2 separate regions of the Homo sapiens genome follow, and region 2 is linked to region 1. A link is an interaction called in ENCODE POLR2A ChIA-PET data of the cell type or tissue named here. Cell type or tissue: PC-9. All regions are shown on one strand. Each heading gives the region's core, and the rest is flanking DNA. Links, peaks and the distances in the headings are about the cores only.

Evidence for each region. ChIA-PET counts read pairs that join two places held together with the same protein. Peaks named below come from ENCODE experiments on the same cell type or tissue, not always from the same donor. Only the 100,000 strongest peaks of a DNase experiment are listed, where the experiment ranks them.
Region 2: POLR2A ChIA-PET joins it to region 1 with 11 read pairs; 3 of 35 experiments call an interaction of 5 or more read pairs at or near these places.

The regions. Positions count from the first base shown.
Region 1 is chr2:29,127,773-29,133,161 of GRCh38, forward strand. It overlaps CLIP4 (CAP-Gly domain containing linker protein family member 4), which reads left to right. Exons shown (of 16, transcript NM_024692.6): 3 at 3,486-3,625; 4 at 4,380-4,473. LOC124907747 (a long non-coding RNA gene) reads right to left here and starts at 2,576. Exons shown (of 2, transcript XR_007086264.1): 1 at 2,356-2,576; 2 at 1-42. In PC-9, for the core only: no CTCF peak of the experiment used is centred there; DNase peaks (open chromatin) are centred at 1,081, 2,249 and 2,719; H3K4me3 peaks cover 4,155 bases; H3K27ac peaks cover 4,250 bases.
Region 2 is chr2:29,184,821-29,190,209 of GRCh38, forward strand. No RefSeq gene overlaps it. Among named protein-coding and RNA genes, the nearest start is that of CLIP4, 72 kb to the left of the region's middle. In PC-9, for the core only: no CTCF peak of the experiment used is centred there; no DNase peak of the experiment used is centred there.

The DNA.
Region 1 (5,389 bases), core at 107-5,106:
TGCAAAAGCTTTCAGGAAAATATCAGAGTAAAAAATCACTGTCTGTAGATGGCAAAAGATTTAAAATGTCCATAGTTACAGATTTGATGACAGTTCATTTTAATGCAATTGACAAGGAAATTTGGTTGTTTATTTTATAACATTTGAAGATAATAACTGGAATTATGACTGATAAAATTATACCAGAACATATCCAATTTCTAGGAATTTCATACAATTTCTAAAACACTTACATTAATAATATAGTCATACAAAAATAACATAAGGTTAAGCATCACCTTTGACAATGCTTCTCATGCAGTGTAATAGATCAAATAAGCCTAGTTAGTTTCACATATCAAATAAGCCTAGTTAGTTTCACATTTATTTGACAATGCTTCCCATGCAAAGATGCTTAATTAGTTTAATGTCTGTGTTTTTTTTTTTTTTTTTTAAAGAAATAGAACAAGATTTTCTAGGGGCCGTTGAAAAATCCCAGAGTTAGTCTAAGGTCAGAAAAGACTTCATTCAGAATTTGATTTTTGAGACGTTTATAAAAAGAATACCCAAAAGATTCAAGATTCAAAGCACTTGATTAAATAGGATTACAGGTATTTAGTTATCCATTTAACCAAAGTGACAAAGATTTCAAAGGCAAATACAGAGAAAGCCATGTAGTTGTTAAAAAAAACAAAAACAAAAAAAAACAAAACCCCTTGACTTTTTGAGAGAGAAACTTAATCAAAGACAGCACGAAGCACATGAAATTATCTTGACAAAATACAGAATCTTTGCTTTCTAGGCAGACCATTCAAAAGTTAAAGAAAAACCTTTCACAATCTCCCATCAAGAGCAGGCCCATACTCCAAGAAAGTTTAGTCGTTTTAACAGGAGCTGAAATGCTAGTTATGCATTATTTTGATATGAATGATAATAGATTCATTCAATTTTAGCCAGCTTAATCACACAAGATTCTCTCTCCCTCTTCTGAACTTCCTATAGCCATTTTGGTTTTTTTCCTTCATTTTCTTTTTCAGCAAAAAACATATCTTCCTACTTCACATTTTTTCTTGACTGTCACGCTAGCATTCTGTAGATTGAGAAATCTATGTAAATACACCATAATTTCTAGAAGCACGTTTCCTTATATTATAATTTTTCAGTGTAGCACAGGACATGTTTACTAACACACCCAGGTATCTTTAGTTTCTCTGTCCAAAAGTAGATAAGCTTATGTTCAGCAATTAATGTTTCAGTATTTATCTTATGTGGACTTACATTGATTTAATTCACTTGTTTTGAACAATTATGCTTGGATTACTTACGAAAATTTCATGAGACATTAAATAGCTAAGCATCATCTTGTTTTTCTTGCTGAGAAATTTTGTAACTTAGAGATAGCAGAGGCTTATTTGTAATTCACTTGTCTAACATGAGCTTATTTGACTAGTAGACCTACATAGAATCAAAGTTGTACGTCTGCCTTATGTCTAATGCTGACAACTCTGAAGGCATATTGGTTTTTTAAACTAAACCAACAATGTTTTTGTTTATTGAAAATTACCCAAGTCACATGAACTTGAAAAGCATTTGGATTAGTTCCTATTTTTCTGAGAGTTTTCAGGAATACTTAATTTATATAAGCACTTGTTTTTACTTATGTCTATTGAACATACATAGCTATAAGATCTCTGTGTCTGTTTGTGTATACAGACAGACACAGAGATCTTATAGCTTTCATTTCCAAATTTTAGCCATGTGTCAATTAAAATAATACAAAGCTTATTGGTTTATAAAAGAAGCTGGATCCAAATTGTACCTGTGAGAGATGGAACAAGTCAAGGTTACCTGCTCAGATGGCTACAGCTTTTTAGTGAAGATTTTTTTTTTATTTGAGTGCTGTAGGGATGCTTTTAGAGAAGCTATTTTTGAGTCATTTTGTGTTCAGCAGCTTCTGCATACAAATCAAAGAATGCATTCCATTGTCTCCAAAAGGCTTAGGATACTCCTCCTTCAAGGGCACTCCCAAAGGCAGACTATCTTACCTAAATTAAAGGTTCTCCGAAGTGGTCACTGAAATTGCAAATTATTCTTTGTAAAGTTCACCTATTTTTTCTTGTGAACTTTGTAAAGTTCACAAGATTCTGATCCACAGTGTTTTTGGACCCCATCTTTGCATTAGATTCTCTGAAAGGTCTTAACTATTAAGGATTCTTTTTTCAGCAGCTGCTCTGGAACACAGGGAATCATGTGTTTCACCCTTCCCCCTTTTGAACAGAATAGGTTGACTTCCTGAGAAGTTTCAGCAAAGGTTGTTCAGCATAATTGGAGAGTTCTACACAGAAGGAGGAGAGCTCAGATTCAAAAGAGACTTACTCTAGAACTCCATGGCTGGGTGAGAGAGCAGCCAGTGCTGCGGCCCTGGGTACCAGCACCTAGTTACTGGCCTTGGGGCTTCACAGGGGTCTTCTTCTGATCCTGCTTCTGACATCAAAAACTGTCAAAAGAAAATTCAGGGTGCTTTTCTTAATATAAATATTAAGTTAGTAAAAAACTGCAAATAGGGAGACTTCCAAATCAAAAGTGGTAAGAAGCTTGTCTCACGAAGGTTATAGTAAGGTTTATAAAGCCTAGAAAAGGAAATTCATACAGCTTAATTCTCACTGGTTAGAATGAGTGGGTTAGTTTAGTCATTACTGATTTGCTGCAATGTGCTGAGTCATGCTGACCAAGAAATGAAGTTCAAGCTTCATGTGCAGTTTAAGTAGGTGTTTTGGAGAATAGGTCCTTACAGGTTTTCCTGAGCTGGGGGTGGGACTTTGGCTCAGAGGCCAAGGTTTGTCTTGGCTTCTATTTTGATTTTTGCCTAACAGGACCATTTTGTTGTCTAAGCTTACGAATGTTATCACATTTCAGTTCAATCTTTCTGATTCTCTTCTGATGGACTGCTGCTCTGCTTGTATATGTGTCTTTAGTTTGGTGCCTCTCATCTTTTAGTTATGCTGACTCTAGAAGTAAGAACTATGTGTACATAGTATAATTTTGGAAAATATATAAATGCAAAGAAGAAAGCAAAAACAAAAAAACCTCAATGAGTCCCACTACTTATGCATGCTGTTACAATCTGAGCTCAGTGGTGAGTTACCTCAGCAAGTAGAATAATAGAGGAAAGAAGATAGACTTTGGAGACAGACCTGGTTTTCTACCCCAGATTTGCCACTTACTAGCTGTGCGATGTTGAGCTGGTATTATTTAGTCTGAGCTTTGCTTTCCTCATGTGCAAAATGAGAATAATACCTGCCAGGTAAGGTGTTGGTGAGGATTTTTAAAGTATTTAGTAAGTGCTCAGCAAATGTTCATAATATTTTCCTTATTTAGATACTTCTGATTTTTTTTTAGCATCTAAAATATTTGTATCATTTGAACCTTGGTTTTATTGTTTATTATTTTCAATATATTTATTTGAAACTTTTAGTAAATTTAATTTGCATCTTTTTTTATTTCAGAATTTTCTTTCTTTGATCCTAATGATGCATCATGCCAGGAAATTCTTTTTGATCCCAAAACTTCAGTTTCAGAATTATTTGCCATTTTGAGACAGTGGGTTCCTCAGGTCCAACAAAACATTGACATTATTGGAAATGAGGTAAGGAATTCTTACATTTTAAGTTTTGCATTGTTAGGATTGTTAATGGTATAGATTTTTTTCCCCATCTGAAAGGAAGATGGTAATAAAGGAGAAACCCTTTAAAAGTTCTGATATTTATTTGTATTTCCAGGATTTTCATGGGGCAGTGAGTTAATACTATATATTCTTCTGATTATTTCTTCATGCTCTGTACTTCTGACATTTGTAGACTCCTGGCGGGTGCAGGGAGGGGCATTTTTCATATTTCCTTCTTTGTAAAATTAATTTTGTAAACTTTTATGCATTTCATAAAGGGATTTGATTACCATCATGTTCTATTTACACTTTTGGTTGGTTTGGTAAATATATAGGCTTGAATGTAGTCTTTAAGAATATTAGATTTTTTGAGGGAGGGTTCCTTGACCAGTATGTTGCTGTGTTGTAGGAAGAGAGTGCTTATACTTTTTTCAAATATCATTACACGCATAGAAATAAAATTTTGCTCATTTTTGAGAGGAACATATTTGGAGTGCCAGATTACCTTTGGAATAATCTTTAAGAATTTCCTTCAGCCTGCTGACAAGTTCAGTTTTCATTATTGTTGTTGAGTACAGATTTAAAAATTTACCCTTAAGATATGCTCATACTGTCTATACATTTTACTGAGAAGTAATTCAGATACGATAGACTAACTTGGTTCCTCAGCATTGGTTTGAAAGCAATAGGTACCTCAGTAGTTAGGTTGTAACCATATTTTCCTTGACTGCTTCAGATTCTTAAGAGAGGTTGCAATGTGAATGATAGAGATGGATTGACAGATATGACTCTTTTACATTATACCTGCAAATCTGGAGCTCATGGTATTGGTAAGTGTGTGGTAAATCTATCAGTTGCTTATGTCATCTGCACTTGTGCTTAGATAATCTATATTTATGCCCATATATTGTCTGGGGGAAGGCACCCAGCTGATGATGATAATATTGCCTGAAGAGCTGAGGATTCAGTTAGGTCCTTCCAAAAACCATATTCCCTTTAATCAAGGAGGTCTTTATACCCTCCTGATACCTCTTAACTTTTCTGGATCAGGCCTCATGCCTGATTGCATAATAGATGAGAGTAACTAGTAACACCCTAAAATCTTTCTGAGGGTTTATAACAAGGTTTGACAGTCCAAGGTCAGTCTTTGCATACTGATCCCTAATCTTAAGACCCCAGTCTTGAGACCTAAGGTCTGTTCCTACATATGTAACATATGTGCATATTTTCCAAAATTGTTATTCTCTTGTGCTTTTTGTCATTGTATGAACCTGCATCTCTTACTTAACTATATATTGTGATTGTCTCTCCTTGTTTCAATAGTCTGATGTGGTGGTGCTGAAGCTACTGGTGGTGATGGACTCCTTTTTCCCCTCACAACTCATCATGAACTGATACTTTCACAAAATAAAATAAAAATGAATTTATAATACAAAATAAAATAAAGCCATAAAATATAAGCCCAAATATTTTTCAAATGGCATAAAACTGGCCAGGCATGATGATTTACACCTGTAATCCCAACACTTTGGGAGGCCCAGGCAGGAGGATTGCTTGAGGCCAGGAGTTTGAGACCAGCCTGGGCAACACAGTGAGACCTTGTCTCTACAAAAAATTAAAAAATTAGCCAACCATGGTGGTGCATGCCTAGAGTTTCAGCTGCTTGCGAGGCCGAGGTGGGAGGATCGTGTAAGCCCAGTAGTTGAGGGTTGGCGTGAGCTGTGATTGTATCACTACACTGCAATC
Region 2 (5,389 bases), core at 1-5,000, 57 kb after region 1:
ATACTCAAGTGGGGATAACGTTGATCTCCAGTATTAAATATATATCTCTATCTATCTATATATATATTTTTTGAGGCAGGGCCTCGCTCTGTCACCCAGGCTGTAATGCAGTGGCGGGATCTCGGCTTACTGCAACCTCCGCCTCCTGGGTTCAAGTGATTCTCCTGCCTCAGCCTCCCGAGTAGCTGGGATTACAGGCACCCACCACCATGCCCAGCTAATTTTTTGTATTTTTAGTAGAGATGAAGTTTCACCATGTTGGCCAGGCTAGTCACGAACTCCAGACCTCAGGTGATCCACCTGCCTTGGCCTCCCAAAGTGCTGAGATTACAGGTGTGATCCACCGTGCCTGGCTGTGTTAGATATTTTTATTTCAGAGTTTTATTTTGAGGCTCCCTTTTTAGAATGTGTGATAATATTATTTAAACCACATCAACCAATGGCTAGAAGCCTATTGTGTTAAAATCATTCTTAATTGAGAAATAGTTCTAGTAATTTTAACTACTTACCAGATGGATATTTGTTATCTAAGTAACAAATGACTAAATGACTCAGAGACATATAATATTCATAGCCACATTGCAAGCCAATAGAAGGATTAATTTATTTTTTTCATGCCCTTTCCTTCACTTATTTATAATACAAATACAGTGGTTAATACAAAACTCACGTTATCGTGTATATTTTTAGTAATTGTTTAGTATCCCTTGGTACACAGGCCTTATTTACAAACAATGTCACATATACTGTTTGATTATAAAATAAACATTCCTAATGAAATTTGTGTATGGGCTGAACAAGTTAAGCTTTCAGGACATGTTAATAGTGTATTATAAGCAGAATATGATGCCTTTGCATAGGCAAAAAGATTTTGTTCTACCATATTTTTTTTGCTAATTCTCCTTTTTATGAGAGGAAAAGTATACGTGGTGGAATTTGAGTAGACGAGCACATATTACTGACATTAATATCGTTTCATTATGTGTGGTCAAATGAAACTTTTTGTTTTATAGCTCTCCCTTGAGAGCAGCCTCAAGGTGTAAGAGAAGCTTTTTCCGTTTATCTTTTTAGAATGTCTTCCAGTGAATAGAATGTTCATGACAATAAATCAGCAGCAAATTTCATCATTTACTATACCTTTCAAATAGGGCAAGCGTAGTCGTCATGGTGGTGCTGAGAAGGGGCAGGGCATTCTGAATTATTAAAGATATTTCAGGTGTTTAAATTGAGGCTGTTAGCTGAAAACATAATCTGTTCCCAAGGATCACTGGTGTCATTTTTTAAATGCTCATAAATCTGGTTTAAATTCGGCTCTAAAATCTCACATGAACCCAGATATGTGAGTTTGTTGCTACCGTAACCCCAATAGACTCCTGTGTCAGGAGAAATTTGGTCTCAGGATTAGATATGTAGTCAGAGTTGTTTCAACTGGCTACATAAAATCCAACTGGGATCAGTTGAACTGAGCAAGCTAACTATCCTGTACTGAATTTGAATTTTAGGCATTTCTAAAGCATGGAAGGTTTAACCATCCAAGTGCTGTGTTCTTGGCCTGTGTCCATCTGGTGGAGGTTAAGTTCTTTCAGTTCCAGCCCTTCATGACTTTATTCCACGTAGACAGACTTACCTTATTGAAGACTGAACTAATTATTATTTTTCACCTAACAAATCAAATCAGACTGACATGGAGATGAATCAGGTTAAGATTATATGCACAGCTTCAAGCCATGCGTTTTGTTCTTTTCTCTAGTATGACTTCTGAGATTCAGCTTGAAACTCAGTCAACAGTGTTAATGACATTGGCTGCCCCTGACAGTTCTTGTCGTGAAGGGTGGGTGTTACTATCCAGTATCTTTGGGGGGAAAAACCCCTATAATGGATTTTTAAATGAATTTTAATAGTCATAAAAAGTCTTGTATTGATGGCAAGGGGAAGCGGATTTTGCATTACAGACAATATAGAGCATTACAGAGCAGAAGAATAAAGCGAAAAATTATAGTCACCTTTATTGAACCTGCTAATACAAATGGATTTCTAATAAGAATTCCAATACATTACATATATTAGTGAAAATACTGTAATTTTTCAGATGATATTTTCTCTTTCTTGAAGGGAATAGAGCTTAGGGAATTAAGAAATAGCATGAGATTCTTGAGGCCTCACTTTACACCCCCTGGTGTGTGACAAAAGAAAATCCAGTGTAATTTTCTGCTTTAGTTTCTTATCCTTTATAAAACATCACCAGCTGTTTCCTGGTACGTACTTGAGGAAAAAGAATTTCTATCTTGAAAATTACTTTATTTCTTCTGAGAACTGTGAAATACTATATAAATATTACTTTGAGAATAATGCAAAAAGATTTAAATTGTTTCTTTTCTCAACTATTAGATGCAGTAAAATATAGGAAATTTGCCCACAGTCGTCACAATCTTATCTTGGTGGATTGTTTGAATTGGCTATATTTTTGGATTCCCTGTTTCTAGGGATCCATTATAAAGCTATATGGTTCACAACAGATCTCCAAAAATTGCCATCCAATGGCAGTGGATAGCTCTATAAAACCTGAAGAGAGGGGTTCTATCCAATTCTATGGTGATTGTGAGAGAAGACTCCTGTTCCTCATGAATTGCCCATCATAATGGCACTTGGATGCGCTTGTTGAGGAGCGTCAGAATCCACAGGCATCTCCTGCTCTCAAACACCTGGCCTGCTTTAGGCTTTGCCACCTCACTTTGGGAATGGGCACCGATGTGGTTTGGCTGTGTCCCCACCCAAATCTCATCTTGAATTGTAGCTTCTATCATCCCCATGTGTCACGGGAGGGACCTGGTGGGAGGTAACTGAATCATGGGGGTAGGTTTTCCCATGGTGTTCTCATGATAGTGAGTAAGTCTCATGAGATCTGATAGTTTTATAAAGGGCAGTTCCCCTGCACACACACTCTTGCTTGCCGCCATGTAAGACATGCCTTTGCTCCTCCTTTGCCTTCCACCATGATTGTGAGGCCTCCCCAGCCATGTGGAACTGTGAGTTCATTAAACCTCTCTTTCTTTATAAATTACTCAGTCTCAGGTATGTCTTCATCAGCAGTGTGAGAACAGACTAATACAGGCACTAAGAGGTGCAAATTGTCAACTGACAAAAAGAAAGTGCATCAGATATACCATCAAATATTAGGTGTGATAAAAGATAAGTTTTATGGTTTTACTTTGCTAATAAGGTTCCCATTATAGCAAATGTAATGAAAGAGAAATAAGTGATGTGGCACTGAAAGCATGAAAGTCATTAAATGGACATGACTCATAGTTCTGCCGGCTTTGCTGCTTTCTGGAAATCATCCCTGATTAATCTCGTTTTGCTATGGTAAGGATTTGATGATTTGTTAAAGAGATCTTTGAATAGAAAGATCTTTGAATAAACAGGACTGATACTAAACTCTCTGGTCTACTTCTACATAAAGATTACATATGATTTGTCTCACTGGGATAAGAGTTAAGGTCAAGGACACATGCACACACCAGTGATGCTCCACTGATAATGACTGGGTGTTGGAATTTACCTTACACAGGTGAAGTCCTACAGAATCATGGACTTGACAGTTAGAAGGGGCCTTTGAGACCAAAGCCTTCTATATATATCTCTATGTATATAGAAGATGGAGTCTTGCACTGTCACCCAGGCTGGAGTGCAGTGGCGTGATCTCCACTTACTGCAACCTCCGCCTCCTGGGTTCAAGCGATTCTCCTGCCTCACCCTCCCGAGTAGCTGGGATTACAGGCACCTGCCACCATGCCTGGCTAATTTTTTGTATTTTTAGTACAGATGGGGTTTCACTATGTTGGCCAGGCTGGTCTTGAACTCCTGACCTCGTTTTTTAAATAAAATGAGAGTTTCAGTAACTTGCTTGAGTCAGGGAGGTAGTAATTGCAGTCTAGTAGTGGTAGGTCTCTTAACTCCTGCCTGGTCTGCTTGCTGTTTTCTCAAGTAATTGATGAATGCTAAACCATCCGAGATGATATAATCATCTGAAGTTTTATCAATTTGATATTCATCTATGTTAGCAAATACCTCTTCTAATATGTAAATATTGTAGGGAGAAATACTACCCTAGCTGCTAAGGTTTCAATGTGAGTTTGTTTAATAAGACTGTCTTTCACCTAACACCAGCTGAAATGAACATTGAGTGATGGAGGAAAAATAACTGTGGGTTAGTTCTCACAAGGAGGCAATAAGTCTTAGGAAATTGATGGGATGGGGAGAGAGCCCGAGGATGTCAAGAAGAGGGATATAAGAAATGGACATGTGAAGGCACTAAAGACTAATTTTGGTATTTGTGCTTTTTCTGAGGTTAGACTTGTAGTGCCATCTTTCCATGTCAAGGGTAACACACCTGTTTTACACTTACTGCATGCTGAAGAGAGGAAGGTGATTCCTGTAGTTTTGTGGTCATAGTTCATGTAACTTCCCGTCCCCCGCACCCCCCGTATAGTAGTTTGTTCTTACCAAGTTTTTCAAATGTTTTACAGTTGTTAGGCTACGGCTAAAAAATGTTTTGCACCTGAGTAGTGCATCAAAAATTAAACACCCCCATTCAGGACACCAAATGAAAGTAGAATCTTAATAGAAGCCTTACTATTTGCTCTCAGTAATGATCTTGTATTTTACAGCAGCATGTTTAGGATTACGGGAATGCTGGTTTTGCTTTTTCATGCAACAACACAGGAGCCATCTGCTGCAATGAAATTAGCAAAGTCAAATTGTGTGTTCTTTAGGGACTCATTTTAAAAACCATTAAAGACAGATTGACAACACACTTCATACAATTTTATGAATCTTGTCATGCGTAGCCTGTTATTTAGAGTAACCTGAATTCAAATGCATCTCCTTTTAGGTCTGTAAAACTCATACGGATTTTAATCCTGCTATTACTACTGAAAACCTATTAAAATGGCTTGATCATTAGAATTTCTTAGTGGTGTGCTATGGGAATTTGGATATAAAGGCCCATGTTTTACAGAATAAACTTTACTGTAGTTACATAATACCTTACAGCTATAGGGTTTACTAAGTACTATGTGGAGATGCCAAATTTTTTTTTTAAAGAATTACTGAAATTGTGGTAGAAACTTTATGTTCTTCTTTTGAGCTGAAAAGGAGTTGGGTTCTGGCAGGGTTCCTGCTACTGTCATTAGAGTTAGGAGGAGGAATAAGTGCTGGTGTTCAGTTGCACAGTCGGGTGACTATGGTTAACAATAGTGTATATTTCAAAATAGCTAGAATAGAGGATTTTGAATGTTCTTACCACAAAGAAATGATAACTATAGGAGGTGATGGATATGCTAAATGCCCTGATTTCATTTATATAATATATGCATGTATTGAAGTATCA